Linked DNA regions of Homo sapiens: region 1 is linked to region 2. The links are chromatin contacts, found by Hi-C or POLR2A ChIA-PET in ENCODE. All regions are on one chromosome and are shown on one strand. The core of a region is the stretch at or near the end of the contact, and the rest is flanking DNA. Distances in the headings are between cores, read along the strand shown. Region 1 holds the start of LRRK1-AS1 (LRRK1 antisense RNA 1). Region 2 overlaps LRRK1-AS1 (LRRK1 antisense RNA 1).

What was found. A loop is a pair of places that touch in the nucleus more often than their neighbours do. ChIA-PET counts read pairs that join two places held with the same protein, here RNA polymerase II (POLR2A). Pooled maps may share reads with other maps.
Region 1: a map of HepG2 shows a loop between it and region 2 (4-fold over the local background). The contact joins the promoter of LRRK1-AS1 here to the enhancer-like site in region 2. A Hi-C loop is called at or near these places in 5 of 168 maps with a recorded cell type or tissue (HepG2, K562, Right ventricle myocardium inferior and 2 more), 4 of 37 single-sample maps with no recorded cell type and 8 of 50 pooled maps. POLR2A ChIA-PET finds 5 or more read pairs at or near these places in 5 of 52 experiments (HEK293, HepG2, activated CD4-positive, alpha-beta T cell and 2 more).

What each region holds. Positions count from the first base shown.
Region 1 is chr15:101,150,427-101,153,142 of GRCh38, forward strand. LRRK1-AS1 (LRRK1 antisense RNA 1) reads right to left here and starts at 1,413. Exons shown (of 3, transcript XR_001751724.2): 1 at 1,294-1,413.
Region 2 is chr15:101,087,644-101,090,343 of GRCh38, forward strand. All of the region lies in intron 1 of LRRK1-AS1 (LRRK1 antisense RNA 1), which reads right to left. Among named protein-coding and RNA genes, the nearest start is that of LRRK1-AS1, 63 kb to the right of the region's middle. RefSeq lists a silencer at 1,230-1,469. Within about 2 kb of position 1,313, at least 4 of the 41 ENCODE cell types and tissues checked have a DNase peak (open chromatin) inside an H3K27ac peak, as active enhancers do.

The DNA of each region.
Region 1 (2,716 bases), core at 163-2,662, 63 kb after region 2:
ATCATCGTCACCATCGTCATTGTCGTCAAACCCAGAGCCAAGCTATACTTCCTCCCCAGTGAGTCCACGTTTCCCTGCAGGCCCTGCCCTGAGACCCCAGCTCCGGAGAGACCTGTCACTGGAAAGTGTCTCGGAAGCCAACTCCACCACTCGCTGGGGCTTTCCTTCCCTTCCTCAGGGGAGCAGAGGAGCTAATTGTCCAAAGGCCAAGCCACCTGCTGGGTTGCCCAAGGAATACAGGCCAGTCCAACCGGGGACAAGCACGTTAGACAGAAAAATAAAATTCCAGATCCAAAGGGGAAGCTGACAGCAGTGCATCAGGGGCACACCCACCCAGGGTGGACAGCAAAGTAGGCACAGGGGGCTCCACGGCAAGTCAGAGCTGAGTGTTCCTGGCAGGTGTGGGCCAGGAACTTGACCCAGAGCTCGCTACCCAAACATCCAAGTCACTGCCTGCTCTGGGTGAGGGGGTGCTTGGGACCACAGCTGGGGGAGGATCCTCAAGCACAAAACCAAAAAGCACCAACCCTAAGGACAAGATCGACCAGCCTGACCGCGTTACATTTATGAACTTCTGTTATCAAAAGACACCATAAAGGCCGGGTGCTACGGCTCATGCCTGTAATCCCAGCACTTTGGGAAACCAAAGCAAAGGGATCACTTCAGGCCAGGAGTTCAAGATCATCCTGGCCAACATGGCGAAACCTCATCTCTACTAAAAAATAAAAAATAATAAGAATAAATAAAAAATAAAAGTAAAAAAAGACGTCATAAAGAGGGAAAAGACAAGTCACAAGCTGACAATATTTCAACAATAATGAGCAACACAGAATTTGTATTCAAAATACAGAAAGAACCCCGCTAATCTAATAAGGAAAAGATAAACAATATAATAGGAAAATGAGCAAAAGACTCAGAGGGGCATTTACAAATGAGGAAACTCAAATTGCAAAGACGTGAAAAGCTGCTTAGCCTGAAATGCAAAAGAAAGTCAAGAGGAGAATGGGAAGCAACAGGAAATACATACCTGTCCTGAGAGGAAGCACATCTGCTGTCGGGCGTAACCACAGTGAAAACGCTGCACACGGGCACGAAAGGACAGAGAGTGTCTGTACAGCACGGTCCAAAACACAAAACACTGGCCATGGTCCAAAGAACCCTCAAAAGTAAACTCAACTATTTTTTAAACTGTACAGTCATTCAATGGAATCTAACATTCATTCAATGGACGCATGTGTCAAAAATCATAATTTTGAGCAACAGTGAGGAGAACACAGAATTTAAAAAGAATACCTGCAGCCAGCCAGAATGACCACCCGAAAGAGGCCTGCAGTCTCAGCAATCCGGGAGGCTGAGGCGGGAGGATCACTTGAGCCCAGGAATTTGAGACCAGCCTGGCCAACATACCAAGACTCCATCTCTACAGAAAAAAAAAAAAGAAAAAGAAAACTTAGAGGGTGTAGTGGCACATGGCCATAGTCCTAGCTACTCGAGAGGCTGAGACGGGAGGATCACTTGAGCCCAGGAGTTCCAGGTTGCAGTGAGCCAAGATTGTGCCCCTGCACTCCAGCCTGGGTGACAGAGAACGATCCCAAATCAAAAAATAGAGAAAGAAAAGAAAAATAACAAAAAGAATACCTTGAATCTGATCTTATTTATATAAAGTACAGAAATAAGAAAAACTCTATAATGCATTAATCTGAGATGCATATGTTCACAGATGGTAAAGGCATAAGTGTTCATTTCATGACTACTACTATTTATTTATTTATGTATTTAATTTTTTTGAGATGGAGTCTCACTCTGCTGCCCAGGCGGAGTGAATGGCGTGATCTCAGCTCACTGCAACCTCCGCCTCCCGGATTCAAGCAATCCTCCTGCCTCAGCCTCCCGAGTAGCTGGGACTACAGGCACGCACCACCACACCCAGCTAATTTTTGTATTTTCAGTAGAGACGGGGTTTCACCATGTTGGCCAGGCTGGTCTCGAACTCCTGACCTCAGGTGATTCACCCACCTCAGCCTCCCAAAGTGCTGGGATTACAGGCGTGAGCCACCGCACCTGGCCTACACTACTACTATTTAAACTGGACCTAAAATGATGTCTGTGCAGTATAAAACACCGCACCATTGTTTGTGATTGAAAAGGCTGAAATGACTTGTGTCCATCTGTAGGAACTGGCTCAATAAACAAAGATGCATTAAGGTTCATTGTGCAAAAGTTAAACAAAAACAACCACTCAGTAGAGGCTGTCTGCATAAACAGACCCGGGTATATTGACAAGTGTGAGAAATACAACCAAGCGTAGAACAGGCCGGGTCGCATGCTTTCCTCTTCTACAGGCAATGAGGAAAATAAGAACACTGTCTTGTTTGTCTTTGCCTGTTTTTGCTCACAAACCCAGGGTGACCGTTTGTCCTGTCTCAGTTGGTGCCTGCCTTTCTGGCACAACTTGATCACACCTTTCACTCTTAGCAAGGTCCTGGTTTGAAGGATGAATTACATGGGCCACCCTACTCAAAACCCACTTCACCTCCATCCCTAGCACACAGCTAGCCTGCATTTTCCCATCTGCCCTGCAGGGGTCTGGCCATGGGCACCAGCTCTAGGCAACGGCGTCTCAGTGGAAGTTACACCATGGCTCTCGGACCTGGACCGGAGAGCTCTGCCCTGTGAGATCCTTCCTCCTCCAGCTGTCTGGGCGCCAAGGCCCAGG
Region 2 (2,700 bases), core at 63-2,562:
CCTGCCTCCTTGGTTGATGAAGAACCAATGGCTGTGTGCCACAAACTACTAGGTTCCATCACAATGGAGGCCATGGGGGCCTCAAGACCAAAGACCCCAAGACCCCTGAGTACAAGCAGGGGCAGCCAGGAATTGGGCCTCTGCTGGGTCCTGGAAACCCCAAAAGCTAAAGGCCCAGGGCTTCGCTCCAAACCTCTCCCTCGAGGCCACACTGAGGACTAAAGGAATTGCCAGAGCTCAGCCTCAAGGGGCTGTTCCTCAATGTGGTGTTGAGGGTGGGATTTGGAAATACAGGCCCAGGTTCGAATCCTCCCTCTGCCAATTGCCAGCTGCCAGACCCAGGGCAAGATCCTATGCCTCTTAGATTCTTGTTTCCTCAATGACAGAGATGGAAAATAATCAGGGATGACAGCCTGGAACAGCAAGTTGTAAGGGTGTATGCATAGACAGATCCCCACTGCGGAGAGCACGCATCAGGGAAGATGCTGCAGCCCCCACCCTGGCTCCTGAAGTACAGTTCAGGTGCATAAGGGCCTCCAGGTCTTTCCTGTCAATGTTCTTGGGGACTATCCATGGTCCCCCACCAACCCCACCCTCCTGACCTTGGCATGCTCAGGGCCAGTGTAACGTCTTTTGTGCTGTCTACTTCTGTTCCAGTCAGGGAGTAGACCCTGAACCTCAGGCTTGGCCTGAAAATTCTCTTCAGCTGCACACAGCTGTCCCCAGCACAGGGACAGGAACAGGAACCAGCAGCGAGGGGCCTGCCATCCCCCAAGTGACAAGGCCCTACAGAGGAACTCCCATCGCTCAAGGCAGGGCACTTGCCCCTCTCAGTTCTCAGGGAGGGATTGCATCAAAGTCAGGGGCTGGGCTGGGAGGACTTACTTGCTAGAGGGAGACAGGCAGGTGGACACTGGATGGGGGAACGAACGTGAGGGTCTGGGTGCAGAGGCTTCCTTGTCGCTTCAGAAAATGTGACACTCCTCATTGCAGCCCCTCTCCCAAAAACCAATCCTCCCCAGTCATCACTAACTCCCAGGCAGTGACGGGGAAGGAGGGCCAGGGGGACCCTTGGGCAAAGCCGGGGGCTGGGCCCTGTTTCTCCTACAGCAGAGAAAGAACTCGGTCAACCATGGTGGCTAGAAGCCGGGGGCTTGGGAAAGAAAGGTCTGCTGTTTGCCAAAATGTAACAGCTCCTCTCCCTCACTGAAGCCCGGGAGAGCAGAGAGCCGTGCCAACCTCTCCAGCCTATTCCTGAGGGCACCTGCCCCCATGCAACCCGCGGGCAGGAGCAGTTCCCTCGCCCGCCGCCAGGGTGCGCCCCGCTCCGAGCAGCCGGACGCCGTCCTCCCGCCGCGACGGGGCACCAGCCCGCCGAGAAATGGCTGCCCCGGGGCTCCTGCGCCCTCTGAGAAGAGTTTGTGGGCTTGATGAGTTTGCTTTACCAAGTATTCCCAAGTACGATGCCACGTGGGGAAAAAGGAACCCTTGTGGCGGGTGTGGACGAATGTAAATACAGACACCCCCGGCGGGCAGGCAGAGGCCCAAACAAGCGGGCCCGCCTGGGGGCCGGCTGCGGGGCGGACCTTCTTCTCCCAACGTTCTAGGCGGCATCTTGTATTTCTGGTGCAATAGAAAAGTTTTAAAAACGTAACTTGGCTTTTTTGCATGTACTACAGGCTCATGAATACTCTGTTCTCTATGTGCACGCATATGTATGTGTGTGTGTGTTCGTGTTTGTGTGTGCATATGTGTGTGTATGTGTATGTGTGTTGTGTTCGTGTGTTTGTGTGTGTTCATGTGTGTGCATGTGTGTGTAGGTGTGTGTTTGTGTGTGTGTGCACGCACACATGCTTTAATGTCTCTGGCATCTGGACCCGCGGCCAGGTGCAGGCCTGGTGGCAGAGTAGGGCTCTGTGTCCACACTAGGGAATTTGGGGGGTCTGCGGGCCAGGGGTACATTGGGAATAGGGGAAAGAGTAGAAAAGGGTCTGGAAATCCAGAGAACATTTTTCCTGAGAGAGTCTCTTGACAAAAGCAGCTTCTACAACTACAGCAGTCCCTCAGCTCTCACAGCTGGGACCTACTAACCCTTGCGCTGTTCTCAGCAAAACTCCTCAGAACTCAGCCACAAAAGGCAAGTCAGCAGTTCACACTTGTGTCAGCCACACAGAAACTGTATTCCACCAAGAACAGCCTGCCCCTAATACAAATAGGGCAGGGGATGGCAAAAGGTTCTGTCCCAAGTCCCCTAAACTGGAGCCACAGAGGGGAGACCATCCACAGAGGAAGCTCTGGGCTCCCGGGGGGGCTCTCAGGACCCCCCACTGCTTGGTTCCAGGGTGAGGCTCTGCCTGGCTCCCCTCATTCCGGAACCACAACTCACAAGCCAAGAAACACAAAACCAAAAGCCACATGAACAGGCACAGACAGCGAGGGAGGCAGGCCAGGCCCCAGGACAGCCTGGGGCACTCCATCAAACTGAATGACCCTGTGGACTCCAGTTAACCCTGAGCTTGCCCCTTTCCCCAGCCATGGTGAAAAAGGCAGAAATGGAGGGGCCTCCCCCATGCCTTGGTGGCCCAGCTCACTATTGGGCCTGTGGAGGACCTGTCCAGCAGCTGTTAGGAAGAGAAGAAGGTACTGGAAGGGCCTGATTAAGGCTGTCTGTGCAGCTGGATCGTGGCTGGGGCAGAGTGG